Linked DNA regions of Homo sapiens: regions 2, 3 and 4 are each linked to region 1. The links are chromatin contacts, found by Hi-C or POLR2A ChIA-PET in ENCODE. All regions are on one chromosome and are shown on one strand. Each heading gives the region's core, a stretch centred on a gene start or an enhancer-like site at or near the end of the contact. The rest is flanking DNA. Distances are from core to core; before and after follow the strand shown.

Region 1 (3,467 bases), core at 434-2,933:
GCATTGAAGAGCCAGTGTGCTAAATTCCAGCTTTTTTTGTTTTCCTGCAATGCCAGCTTACAAACCACATGTTCCAGGTGGTACAGCTGGACCCTCTAGCTTGGGTCCCCAAGTGACTGTGTGGAGCAGGGCCCTGCTCCTTACTCCTCCTGTCCAGCTGACCTGATTAGGCAGGTGACCTGAGTGAGAAATAAACTTCAGCTATCTTCAGCTACGAAGGCTTCAGGGTCATATTATTACCAAAGCATAACCTAGGCTTTCCTGACTCATGCTTTTGTACAAGCTCTTCCCTTTGCCTAACATGACCCCCTTCAGCTGCCTGGGAAAGTCTTACTGATCATTCCAGCCCCATTGATCTTCTCTTCTGTGAAACCTGATCTGAGTCATTGCAAAAGAAAGCTAACTACTTCCTCCTGTGCTCCCATGGCAACTTGTAAACAATGCTGACATCATCCTCATCGCTGGTTATCATAACAATTTAATATCCATCAATTCATATGGTACTAGATCATGGGTGCATTGAGGGCAGGGACTGTGTGTCCATCCAGCTATCAAATTTGTATCTCCAGCACCCCACAGAAGGATTTGCATACAGACGATACCCAATCCAATGAATGATGAATGAATAAAAAACTGACTAAATGTAATCTGTACAGAATAGGCTTTTGGCTGAGCATGATGGGGGAGGTCTGGGTCATACAGTGAAAACACTGTATGGGACTCTATAGTTTGCAGACATTAGAAGACAATAATTGCCATTTTGAGCTTATGTTGAATTCATATTGGCCTGTATAATGTGTATTACTATAGAAAATAAAACTTTCATACATACAATCAGGAAGGTGATTCTTCAAAGAGTGTCTAAAAATTAATTATGACTCATGAGTGAGTGCACGAGAGTGGAATCAATGTGGGTCCTGTTAGTGGAGAGTGTTTATTTAGGAAACAACACTGCACATGTGTAACAGCCAGAATGACGATTAAGATCACGTGTAACTGGCACATTACAAAAAGGTGGAAAGGACACTGTGAACAAAATGCAACTCTATCTATCATCTGTCTACCTATCTATCATCTCTCGATTTATCTACCTACCTATCATCTATCAATCTATTATCTATCATCTATTAGCTATTATCTATCTATCTTCTGTCTATCATCTATCTATCATCTACCTATTATCTATCATCTATCTACTATCTATCATCTATCTACCTATCATCTGTCTATTATCTATCTATCTATCAATCTATCTATTATCTATCTATCATCTATCTATCTATCTATCTATCTATCAATCATCTATCTATCTTCTATCATCACCTATAAATCCCATGACAGCAGTAGGGGCAGATCTAAGTTTTGTGGGGCCTCTCATTGCCTCTTTAAATTAATTCTATTGGGTAGGGGCAGCATTCCTCTACCCCTGCTGATGACTTGGGTAGACCAGAGATCTCAAGGTCACATTCAGACAATAAAATATCCTTTGAATTGCACAAAATGGCCTCCATTCAGATTTTAGCATTCCAAGTTGCAGATAATAGTTAAAACTTCAGAAACAATTTAGCTTTAAATCTTCTTTCCTTCCCTGGCTGGGACCTGTCTCACCCAGGAAGTCTGCCCTGGGAAGGGGTCATGGCCCTCTTCCTTTCCCCTCCCTCTGCTCACCTCCTTCCCTTTGTTTGCTGCTATTTCCCTCCATTCCTGGAATGAAGCCCAGAAAGGGGAGAGGTATGAGGATGAAACAGCTCTCATGTGGCTGGGCAGCCTAAGGCTTTTGGGCCGGACAGCTGGCCTCCCTGGAGCAGCCTGGCTGATGATTAAAGCTGACCCTGCCATGAGCTCCACAAAGGCCTCCAGCTGGGCTGCTCTCGCCTGTGGTTCCATTGACCCAGGCTGAAGCACCTCTGTCCCTTCAGGTGGTCTCATGTGATTCTTTCCCCAGCTCCTGGGATTCTGGAGGTGCCACGTCCAGTCCCTCTGCTGAGGTCTTCAGTCCATGCCTTTAAGCCCCAAGACCACCCCACACTACCCCACACCTGCTTCTTTTCCCACGGGGCCCTCATCTGGTCTTGGGACATGCTGCTTGCTCTGCCACAATAGTATCCATCGGTTAAAATATTTTGGCGCTGTCCTATGTCCTTTGCATTTATTACCTAATTAATAATGCTCACAACCAAGTAGGTACATTTGGCAGGCTGTATCCATGGGTATTTCCTGTAAAATTTCTGTCCCTGGTTTTGCCATCATGAAACACTGTGTGCACATTTCATTTGTCATTGATTTTGGCTGCAGAAACAGGAATCAGGAGATTGAGGCTTTATCTTGGCTTGACCATGAACTCACTGTAAAGCTTACGGCAAGTCAGCCATATCTCTGGGCCTCAGTTTCCACAGCAATAAAATAGGGAAGTGGAATGGATTCATCCTTACAAGGTTCCTTTTCTTTTCTTTTTTTTTTTCTTTTGAGACAGAGTCTCGCACTATCGCCTGAACTGGAGTGCAGTGGTGCAATCTTGGCTCACTGCAACCTGTGCCTCTCAGGTTCAAGCGAGTCTCCTGCCTCAGCCTTCCAAGTAGTTGGACTACAGGTGCACCACCACACCCAGCTAATATTTGTATTTTTAGTAGAGATAGGATTTCAGCATGTTGGCCAGGCTGGTCTCAAACTCCTGACCTTGTGATTCACCTGTCTCGGCCTCCCAAGGTGCTGTGATTACAGGTGTGAGCCATGGTGCCCAGCCCCAAGGTTCCTTTTCACAGTAAAAGTCCATGATTTAAGAAATAATTCTAGGATAAAGAAATGCGTGTAGGCTTGGGGATAGGAGGGGAAAGGCTAGTTAGGATGTGGGGTTCAAGGATTTAAGTAATCCTTAAAGGTCCTAAGCATCCTTCAATATTGAACAAACTTAAATATGGATCTAAAATGCCTTGGAATCTAGGGCTTTGTCAATTGCTTCTTTCACAACTCTAATGAGAAATCTCATTAAAAAGAGAGGTTTCAGTCCATGGTTTTGAGAAACTTAAAAACATTTGTCTGCCTGACTCATTAACTCCACTACCAGAAATAGATTCTAAGAAATAATCAGAAGCTTACACAAAGGTTTGTGTATAAGACAGTGAGTCACCATGATCTTTAGAGTAGTAAAAGGTAGAAACAACTCCCTTTGTTCCATCTCTGCTCACACGACACCTCCTTAGAGAGGGTCTTGACCTGGACAAATAAAGTGGCCCCTGTCTTCTTACCATGCCTTTATTTGTTATGTCATAAGACGATCACCATGTGATGAAGTATATATTTATTTGTTAATGTGTTTGCTTTCTTTCTCACAACTAGGATGTCAGCCCCATGAGAGCAGTAGGGGAAGATCCAAGTTTTGTGTGACCCGAAGCACATATAAATCTGAGGCCTGTTTTAAGAAAAACAATTTTTAAAAAAGAATATAAAATTAGACATGAGAATGAACA
Region 2 (3,467 bases), core at 333-2,832, 710 kb before region 1:
TCTAAGGCAGGCTGGGGCGCGCGGTGGCTCAGCTTGCAATCCCAGCACTTTGGGAGGCCGAGGCGAGCGGATTGCTTAACCTCAGGAGTTCAAGACCAGCCTGGGCAAGTTTAGGAGAGCCCACCCCCACCCTAGTCTCCACAAAAATAATAATAATAATAGTAATAATAATAATAATAATACAAAAATTAGCCGAGCATGGTAGCATGAGCCTGTAGCCCCAGGCACTCCAGAGGCTGAGGTGGGAGGATCCCTTGATCCCCAGAGGAGGAGGTTGCAGTAAGCTGAGATCGCATCACACTCCAGCCTGTGTGCAACAGCCAGACCCTGTCTCAAATAATAATAAATAAATAAATAAAATGAAACCCAATACAAATACCAACCCCTTTTTCGACAGATAACCTACTTGATAAATGTATCAATATCCTGTAGACAATTAAGTGTCGACTATAAGTTGGACATGAGTGCCGTTCATTGTGACAAAGGATGTAAAACCACATATAACTTCCTGCAAAAATCTAACACTTTACAGCGTGCAATCCCAGCACTGCAAAATTAGAAGGATTCAAAAAATGGAGTGTTCAAATTCTCAAAAGCCTGGCAAATATCATGTGAATGGGGCTGGCATCATTAAAGTAGATACATTGAAAACCCAAGGACACTATGTCCATCCTTAGATAATACTCTGTCCAGATGCCTCTCCAATATCCTATTTTATTCTCTTGCTGGATGAGTTGAAAAGAAGAGAGAAGAGGGTAAGCTAGGTGGCGCAGTTGCTTAACACTTTTTTTGGCAAGCTCAGCATTTGCTTTGGAGCACAGGTGAAAAGAATGTCCAGTCCTTAAGCAGAGTCAGTTCTCCACCCGCCTTAGGTATATGGATTGTAACAGCTACGAATGTGGAACTCAGTAGATTGGATGCAGTCTTGTGGCCAATGCCCTAAGACCTCAGGAAAAGAAAGGGATGGAGGGGGAGTGGGTGAGGAGGGGACGGGGAACCAGGAGTTCATTGAACTCCCCCTGGGGCCTTTAGGGTGCAGGCGAGTGTGTGCAACTTCCCTGGTTTTTATCGTGGTGGTGGCGCCCCCGCTGTTTCTAGGTCCATGTAGCTCATACAGGGCTGGCCATGGAACTCACAGCAGGTCTAGGCGGCGAATGCCAGAAATAAGGAGGAAACTGAAAAATGCCAAGTTCTCGGGGTTTGGGAGTACACAACTATTTGCCAGCGGGTGCATTTGTTTTGTGTATCCCCGTACTCCAGTCCCTTGATCATAGGAAGCTCCCTTCTCTCCAGCGCAACATTGGAGTAAGCACCCCGGAGTTTCCCGTGATGGCAGGCGGTTGGCGCGGTCGTTTGTGCTCAGAGGCCAACAAGCGCGTGGATTTTCTGCTTCAGTGCGCCCGGGACTGCCACCCCGGCCCCGGGGATGTCGGACATCGTACTCCAGGGTTTCGAGCCCTAGCCCCGCCGCATCCTCGGGGCGTGCAGGTAAAGGGTTACGCGTGTCGGGAAGGCTCACCCGCAGCCCGGGCCACGTGACGCGCGGGCCCAATGACAGCGCTGGGGCGGCCGCTGCGAGCTCGGCGGGCTCAGGGCAGCGCGGAGCCGCTAGCGTCTCCCGGCGCGGCTGCCCGAGGCCGGCGAAGCCATGGGCGCCGGGACCCCGCCGCCGCCGCCGCCGCCGCCGTCTGGCCCCAGGTAGGGACAATCCCCCGCCCCGCGCGCGCAAAGAGGGCTTTAGTCCTGCGGAACTTGGCTTTGGGGCGAGCTTTCCCCCACTTCTCTCCGAGTCGCCTACTTTTAAGTTTAATTTCTTGATTTGCTTTTGCCCTGAAAAAAAAAATTAGAGACGCAATTCAAAGTTTGATGACTTCGGGAAAAGTCACGTAATTCAACAAAGGGGCTCTAAAAGGGGCAAAACTCGGGTGGGGGGAGGCGGACTTTTACAGATTCCCAAAACCAAAGACCAAGGCGTTTGTAAAGCTTGGCGTTTAATTGGTTGTGTGAAACATTTTTGCTTTTAAATCCCTAACTAATGAACTTTCAACGGTGCATGCGAACTTGAAAAAACTGCAAGAGATTTTACCTTAGATCTGTGCCCTCCTCCCCCATTTTAAGTATGTTTTTTAATAAAAAGGAAATGGAATGTGACCTCTGCTGTTTCTTTGAAATGCCCTTGGGTCCCGGTATTTGCCCCCCAGGGGTGCTGGCGGCCTGGGCAGTGGGTAGGGGTGGGGGAAGAGGTCAGGGTGCCAGGAGGCCTCACGTAGTGAAAAGAGGGTGCCAGGTGCAAACAGTTAAATAGTCACAAACTGTTTGCTAAATATTTAATAATTAGGCAAGCATCTCCCAGCTTGGTTACTTAGGTTGCATTGACCTTGGCAGCCCTGATGAGGCGAGATTTTCACAAAGTACTGGTGAAGAATTTTTCCGGTGATAAAAGGCAAGGATCAATGCTTTTTACCCCAGCATGGCAATTGACCTTAAAAACAAAATTAAAACTCCCTGTGATGACTTAGTACATTTTATGTTACTTTCCATGGCAGCATAGATACCTGCCCCATGATGGATATTTGCCCTGTGAATTTAGAGAAAGTTTGTGCTCCAGAGGTGGTTCAAATCATTGAAGAATAGGGCGTTTATTTTCTTCCTGTCACTATTTATGGGAAAGAATTACGGATGGTCCTTCTTGCCCTGGTTTGTGGATGTCCTTGGTGGTTGCAATCAAGCAAGCTCTTATGAGGAATAATATCTGGAGAAAAGAAGAGAAGCATTTGAGAGTTGAATGAGAAAGAAATGGAAAGCGGTTACTGCTTTTAAACATAATAGAGTCTATATTTGTTGCCTACCCCTCCCCCTTCCCCATTTAATCCTTCAGTTGATACTATTTTAGGAAGGATAAGACAGATGTTAAAGATCATAGACCACCTTACTGGTCCCAGCTGTGAAACACTGTCAGGAGGCAGATAATTGAAACAAGGTACATAATTGAAACAATTTGAAGCTCAAAGGTAAAGTTAAGTTCTGGAGTTATTTGTATTTCCCTAAAGTGTGAAGAGTCAGCTAACAGCAAGCTGCCTGGGTCACTGAGCAGAAATGGAACAGATGCTGAGACAGGAAGGGAAGGTGTGGCTTACTTCTCTTCTTGGCCCATTCTGTGTCTATCCTCTGATCCTGCTCCGTGCATTTATTCAGCAAGTATGATCTTGGTCCTCAATGGCTCCGGAGATTTAGATAAATAATGATACCTAAAGAGAAATAGGGCCAATCTTTCCTGTGTTTCAAAGAGCTTTTTGGATATCTGGGATTGAAGACAAAACCTTGCATACCAACTCAACACGTTCCATTATCCTAAACATGGAATGATTCCCTTGACGTCCCACCCAGACCCTCTCTGAGCCGGAAATACAACCTGGCTAAGCTCCGGCCAGAATCCATTTGCAGCCCAAGGGCAGAGCACAGGTAGG
Region 3 (3,467 bases), core at 341-2,840, 660 kb after region 1:
GATCCCCCTGCCCATCTGAGCAGTATTAGAGAACATTACACGTGCCCCCTGGGGGTTCAGGAGTGTAAATTAGTAGAGCGACTGGTGTCTACTCTGTTGGAGATTTCCATTGGACCAACCCTTGCCAACTGGCAATTAGAGACTGTGGTATCAGGTACCTGGGAAAGGGGGTGTATCTCCACCTCAGCATCCCATGGGCCACACACACACAAAAAGGCACAGGAGGGCTTCATCAGCTCCTGTGGCTCCATGCAAGGGAGAATGGAGGCCATAGGATAAGACCAGAGCTATAGGAAACAGAGACATCTGGTCATCCTGAGCCCTTGAATGATTTTGTGGAATAGAGACAGCTTACCTATTCTAGACCTCTTAGCTATACTTTTTTCTATTATATGAGAAAGAAATAAACCTCAATCTTATTTAAGCCTCTGTATTTGAGGTCTCCCAGTCCTGCAGCTTAGACTGTACCTTAATCGACACAATTATAGAAAAGGATATCTGCCTTCTTACCACTCATCCTTGATCTCCACTTCAGGGAGCTAGATCTGGGAGAGGGAGGGGCAAGAAGAGTGTATCTCAGATAAACCATGCCTACCTCCAAAATATATGCCAAGGTTGAGCTACAGACCTAGCCTGTGACATGCAGAAAGAAGATGAGTTTTAGATGAAGATGGAGATTTAGAATTTTAAACTAGATTGGAGTATCAGTATCTCAAAAGGACTGCAGAAGTATTAAATCTGCTCAAGATATCACTAAGGAGTGACAAGAGGGGAATTTCAGAATCCAGTTGATGGAATGACTGAGAAAAATAAACACTACTTCACATTTGGACTAGATGATGTTGAGATTCCTCATAAACTAACCGTAATTGAAACTCTCAGAAAGTCCCTGTGGTTTTAGAAATCCCCTCAGGTCTTTTACTCCCTGTAGTTTAGTCTCATTCCTTTCTAATCAAACCAGTCCCCAGAAACCTAGACAGAAATACCTCCTCCTTTCCCCATATTTGTGGTCTCATTCTCTTTAAAACTCCCACACTCTCACCGTTTATATCCCGGGTCTCCATCCACTGTCTCTTTCCTGTGCTCTTACACCCATCCACTCTATTCTCTTTGCCTATTACTCCTTTCTTTGTACCTCTGACTTTCCAAGCAGCTTCTTTTAGAGTCTTCACTCTTTCCAGGATAACATTTCTTTTCTGCTGCCACACTCAACTGAGTCTCCAGGGCATCAGAGCTGGTCATGCCAACTCCAGAGGACTGGGTTGAATAGTGTCCTCCACCCAACCTCCAAACATTTATGTCCATTTATTTCAGATTTATTCTGAAATCTCAGAATGTGACCTCATTGAAAAAAGAGTCTTTGTAGATCTAATTAAGTTAAGGACCAAGATGTGATGGCATCAGATTAAGGAGGCTCCTAAATCCAACTAGAGTGTCCTTGTAAGAGACAGGAAAAAAAAGACAGAGACTTGGAGGAGAACACCATGTGAAGACACAGGCACAGATTATTGATTATTTAACCCAAATTTGGGATACATTTTTTTAGATTGCGCATCTGCCATGTATGTCAATAGCCTACCAATAATTTTGGTTTCTCTTCTCATCTGTTGGTTCTACTGATTACGTAATAGGGTGTTGACTGGAACTTTTCTTATGACTTGGGTCCAAAACTAAAGACAAAGAAGTATTATGTACCACATTCTATAGAAAGCTGCTAACTACTGGGGCATGTCCTCCAGGGCATTCTAAGAAGCAGCTGATGCATCTGCAAACCAAGGGACGCCAAGGTTTGCCAGCAACTACCAGAAGCTAGGAGAGAGGAAAGGGATGATTTCTCCCTGACAGCCTCTGGAAGGAACAACCCTGCCAACCTTGATTTCTGACTTCTGCCTTCCTGAACTGGGAGAAATATATTTCTGTTGTTTTAAGCCACCCAGTTTGTGGTAATTTGTTTTGGTAGCCACAGGAAACTAACACATCCAGCAACACTGCCAATTTGATGCTTTCTTCGCTCATGGTATTCTTTCACTTCCAACTTTGCACCCACTGTGCCCTCCCCTTTGAAGGGTCTTCCCAGCCACATGCCCAGGACCCTTCCCAGCCACATGCCCAGGATCCTCCTGATGAAAGATCTTTCATCAAGGCTCATCCTAGCAGCCCTCCCTGGTCACTAACCTAGGTTTCTTATCTCTTTTGCTATGGTCTGGATGTTTGTGTGCCCCTCAAAATTCCTATGGTGAAATCCTAACCCCCAAGGGGATAATACAATCAGCCCTTCATATCCATGGGTTCCACATCCATAGATTCAAACAACCATGGATTGAAAATATTCAATAAATGAATAAATAAATAATAACAATATAATAATACAAAATAATAAAAATAAAAGACCATACAGTTTAACAACTACATAACATTTACATAACATTTACATTGTATTAGGTATTGTAAGAAATCTAGAGATGATTTAAGTATATGAGAGGATGTACATAGGTTATATGTAAATAGTACACTTTTTTTTTCAGAGTCAGTGTCTTGCTCTGTTGCCCAGGCTATAGTGCAACGGCATGATCATAGCTCACTGCAGCCTGGAATTCCTGGGCTCAAACAATCCTCCCACCTCAGCCTCCTGAGTAGTTGGGACTACAGGCATGTGCCGCCAGGCATGTATTTTTTTTGAGGAGGTGGGGTCTCACTATGATGCTCAGGTTGGAAGTATGCCATTTTACATAAGGGACTTGAGCATTCACAGACTTTGGAATCTACAGGGCTCCTGGAACCAATCCCCTGTGGATACGGAGAAAGAGCTGTATTAAGAGTTGGAGATGTTGGGAGACAATTAGGTCATGAATGTGGAGCCTTCATGAATGGCATTAGTGCCCTCCCCCAGGTGAGGATACAGTGAAAAGACAAGCCATCTATGAACCAGAAAGTGGGCCCTCGCCAGGCACCAAATCTGTCAGCAGCCTGACCCTGGACATTACAGCCTCCAGAACTATAAGCCATAAATTTCCATTGTTTATAAGCTACTCAATTTGTGGTACAGTCATGCAGTGCATAACAATATTTCACTCAACAGTCATGGCCCTATAAGATAATAATGGAGATGAAAAATTCCTATGGCCTAGTAACATTGCAGTGCAATGTATTACTCACATGTTTGTGGTGATGCTGCTGTAAACAAACATACGACACTGACAGTCATATAAAAGCACAGCACATACAATTATGTACAGTTCATAATACTTGATAATGATAATAAGCAACTATGTTACCGGTTTCTGTATCTAGTAGACTATAATTTTAATCATTATTTTAGAGTGTGCTCCTACTTATTTTTTTAAAAGCTAACTATAAAAATCCTCAAGCAGGTCCTTCAGGAGGTTTTCCAGAAGAAGGCATTGTTGTTACAGGAGATGATGGCTTCATGCATGTTATTGCCCCTAAAGACCTTCCAATGGAACAAG
Region 4 (3,467 bases), core at 251-2,750, 590 kb after region 1:
CATCCTGCTGAGAGCCACCTCCGCCATTCAGTAAGACCCCCACATTTATCCTTCAAGTGCATGTGTGACCCAGTTCTTCCAGGATGCTGGACAAGAGCTTGGGATACATAAAGCTGTCACACTGGCCCTCTGCCCTTGCTCGCTAACACTCAAGCCATTCGCAGACGGCTAAAAGAGCACATTGTAACACGTGCCCACTTGGACTCCTGCACCTGCCCATCTGCATGCTTTCCATCCTGTAAGGGGTTTGAGTGGTGTCAGCAATCTAACAGACAAGCCACACCCTTGTTTCACGTCCTGTGAGAGGGGTCAGGGAACTCTTCTGTTTCATCATTACCCAACTTTGGAACTCAAGAAAGGACTCACAGGGAAATTCTTGCAGAATCTCGTGGAAAATCTCACATGTATTTGTGAAAATACAATGTGGATCTGTGAGATCCCACTTCAACACAGGCCACGGGGCCACCTTCTGCACCCACATGGGTTGTTTTAAGTCTTCCTTAGTCTCCTTGAGAATAACATGATGCTATGATGTTGGCAGGAATCTTCCACACCTTCCAAAACATGACAATATGGGTCAAGCCCGTGCAGAGACTGTGGCTCCTGCTTTGGGAGTCACCTGGAATTGTTGAGAGATTAGCAAATCCCAGAACCAGGTTTGTTAGAATTAACTGCTCAACCAGATTGTATTGAAAATGGTCTGAAGTCAAAGACGACAGACGCAAACGGGCTAAATTGCTCAGTTAATTCTTCCATTTCTCTTCCTCCTAGTTGTTCTAGCTTCAGGGAGGACTCAGGAGAGTACTGTTTGAAAACCACTGATCTAGTTTACACTTTCATTTTACAGAGAGGAAACTGAGAGCCACAGAGATTCAAGTGACTCATCCAAGATGACCCAAACCCTGGGGTTTGTTATTGTTTTTCACACTATGCAAAGCACTAAAAAACATTCGTTTGAAACAGGTGAACAAAAGTCTAATTTGTAGTGAGGTCTAGGGGAATGACTGTCCAGTCAATTCCTCAATTCATGAAGGAGCATTTGGGACGCCACAGAGGAACATACACAGGTATCCCTCCTCCTACCCGACACCATTCAGGAAGAGCGGTTACCCCTCCAATGCACTGAAGCAGATTCATTTCCCTCAGGACTGTGGGAGGCGACTGAGGCTGAGTGAATGATACAGCCTTTTAATTTGTTTTTAATTGTCGTGTCCTGGTAACCCTTCCAAAGACCCTTCACGGAGAGTAGTTTTATTTTTCCACTTATTAACCGCATTCACTAGACTGGAAAAAGAATTCCCTATCTCCCAAGAACTCTCCCTTTCATTCTTGTAATTCCTTTTTTTTTTTTTTTTTTTTTAGCACCAGGAAAGTAATGTGTGTAAAACTAGAGCCAAGTATATTGTGGTTTCAAATACAAGCCTGTTTGGAGCAGAAGCCCGTGGGATTGCTGCGTTTCAGCCTCAGGGGATGGCCCGCTGATGGCCTCGGCCTGTGAAAGGGAGGGGCTTGAATGGCCCTTTGATTCAGCCCAAATCTGGGGGTGGAGGGTGGGGAAGGGGCAGGCCTGTTATTTGACACTTTCTGTTGGGCTTGGCCCAGGCCTCACTCCTTATGCAGGCCTCCCTGGAGCCTGCAAGCCCTCTCTGAGGACGCACTGACTTAGCAAGCGCTGAAATGCATAACATTCCTTGCTGCTTAGGAAGTAGACCAGCGATCCCCAGGGCTCGCGAATTCCCTGCGCTTTGAGAATGGTGCTCTTTATAACGTTCCCCATCCAAACACACACACAGACACGCTACACACACATACCCCAAACATACACACACACGCGCACACACACTCCACACACACCCAAACATACACGTACACACACACTCCACACACACACACCCCAATATACATACACATGCACACAATAGACACACACCCAAACATGCACACACACTCCACACACACACACCCAAATAAACACACACATGCGCAAACTACACACACATTACACACACACCCATACACACACATCCAAAAATACACACACACAAACTACACACATACTACACACACACACAAACATACACACACGTGCACACACACGCTCCACACACACATCCCAACATACACTCTACACACACGCCACACACACCCCATACACACAGGCACACAATCCACACATACACTCCACATACACAAACCCAAAACATACATACTCTACACACACACCACACACATCGCAAACAACCACACTCTACACACACACAAACATAGACACACCCGCACGCACACTACACACACGAGCCAAACATACATACTCACACACATTCTATACCACGGAACAACCACGCTCTATACACACACTATACACACACTTTATACACATACCCCAAAACACACTCTCCACACACCTACACACACCCCCAAACATACACACACTCCACACACACCTATACACATACTCTACACACATGCACTCCACAGACACAGACTCCCAAATATAAATATACACACACACCCATACACATACATGCACACACACTACACACACCCCAAACATACATACTCCACACACACATTCTACACACACACTCCCCACACACGCTTCATACACACACACTCCACACACACACACCCCATACACACACACTCTACACACACACTCCACACACAAACCTCCCGAAACATACACATATACACACACTCAATATGCACTCACACCTCCCACACACTATACACACACCCCACACACACCCAAACATACATATACACACACTCCATAACACACACACTCACACACACATATCTACACACACACCCCAAACATATACACACACCATGTTACACACTCCACACACTCCGCAAACACACACACACAGAACCTAAACATTCACATCCACACACACACTCCCAAACAACATCCACACACACACTACACACAAAAACACATTCACACATACAAATCACACACACATACACACAATACATGCATACACCCTCCCACACCCCATACATACACCCTCCACACACTCTCTACACACACACACACTCCACATACCTCACACATACACACCCCATACATACACACTCTGCACACACACACACACACATCCTACACACTTTACTATGGCATTAACCATTTGTGTGTTTGCTAGCTGATTTTAAGGTATTTATTATCGTTGTTTGCATGGAAAACCTGAGAATAGACAGGCATATTATCGGAATTAATAACAGGGCTTACCAAGAGTAAGAAGTAAATGCAGTACCACGAGTATAGCCCTGGATGCTGGAGAATGAGTTTGAATCCTGGCTTCACCACTTATGATGGAATCTACTTAAGTTCTCTGCACTTCTTTGGACTTCAGTTTCCTCACTATAAATAATTATAATAATAAGATCTCCCTCACTGGGTCATTGTGAGATTGAATGCATGTCATCCATGTAAAATGCCTAGAACAGTGCCTGACACATAG

The links. A loop is a pair of places that touch in the nucleus more often than their neighbours do. ChIA-PET counts read pairs that join two places held with the same protein, here RNA polymerase II (POLR2A). Pooled maps may share reads with other maps.
Region 2: a loop to region 1 is called in a pooled map, with 3 times the contacts of the local background. The contact joins the promoter of PGCKA1 here to the enhancer-like site in region 1. A Hi-C loop is called at or near these places in 1 of 50 pooled maps. POLR2A ChIA-PET finds 5 or more read pairs at or near these places in 2 of 52 experiments (PC-9 and naive thymus-derived CD4-positive, alpha-beta T cell).
Region 3: a map with no recorded cell type shows a loop between it and region 1 (4-fold over the local background). The contact joins two enhancer-like sites. A Hi-C loop is called at or near these places in 1 of 37 single-sample maps with no recorded cell type and 2 of 50 pooled maps. POLR2A ChIA-PET finds 5 or more read pairs at or near these places in 2 of 52 experiments (OCI-LY7 and activated naive CD4-positive, alpha-beta T cell).
Region 4: a pooled map shows a loop between it and region 1 (2.6-fold over the local background). The contact joins two enhancer-like sites. A Hi-C loop is called at or near these places in 2 of 168 maps with a recorded cell type or tissue (aorta and endothelial cell of umbilical vein), 4 of 37 single-sample maps with no recorded cell type and 10 of 50 pooled maps. POLR2A ChIA-PET finds 5 or more read pairs at or near these places in 2 of 52 experiments (B cell and H1).

Annotation. Positions count from the first base shown.
Region 1 is chr4:38,160,713-38,164,179 of GRCh38, forward strand. LOC124900693 (a long non-coding RNA gene) reads left to right here. Exons shown (of 2, transcript XR_007058099.1): 2 at 1-834. Among named protein-coding and RNA genes, the nearest start is that of PTTG2, 200 kb to the left of the region's middle. RefSeq lists an enhancer at 135-636. Within about 2 kb of position 1,684, at least 16 of the 41 ENCODE cell types and tissues checked have a DNase peak (open chromatin) inside an H3K27ac peak, as active enhancers do; they include PC-9, where a contact is called at or near this core.
Region 2 is chr4:37,452,343-37,455,809 of GRCh38, forward strand. It overlaps PGCKA1 (PDCD10 and GCKIII kinases associated 1), which reads left to right and starts at 1,583. Exons shown (of 4, transcript NM_001104629.2): 1 at 1,583-1,698. It overlaps LOC124900691 (a long non-coding RNA gene), which reads right to left. Exons shown (of 3, transcript XR_007058098.1): 2 at 3,138-3,248; 3 at 1,975-2,752.
Region 3 is chr4:38,818,846-38,822,312 of GRCh38, forward strand. No RefSeq gene overlaps it. Among named protein-coding and RNA genes, the nearest start is that of TLR1, 16 kb to the left of the region's middle. RefSeq lists an enhancer at 768-887. Within about 2 kb of position 1,591, at least 4 of the 41 ENCODE cell types and tissues checked have a DNase peak (open chromatin) inside an H3K27ac peak, as active enhancers do.
Region 4 is chr4:38,751,616-38,755,082 of GRCh38, forward strand. LOC105374413 (a long non-coding RNA gene) reads left to right here. Exons shown (of 6, transcript XR_925231.2): 6 at 1-1,436. Among named protein-coding and RNA genes, the nearest start is that of TLR10, 30 kb to the right of the region's middle. Within about 2 kb of position 1,501, at least 25 of the 41 ENCODE cell types and tissues checked have a DNase peak (open chromatin) inside an H3K27ac peak, as active enhancers do.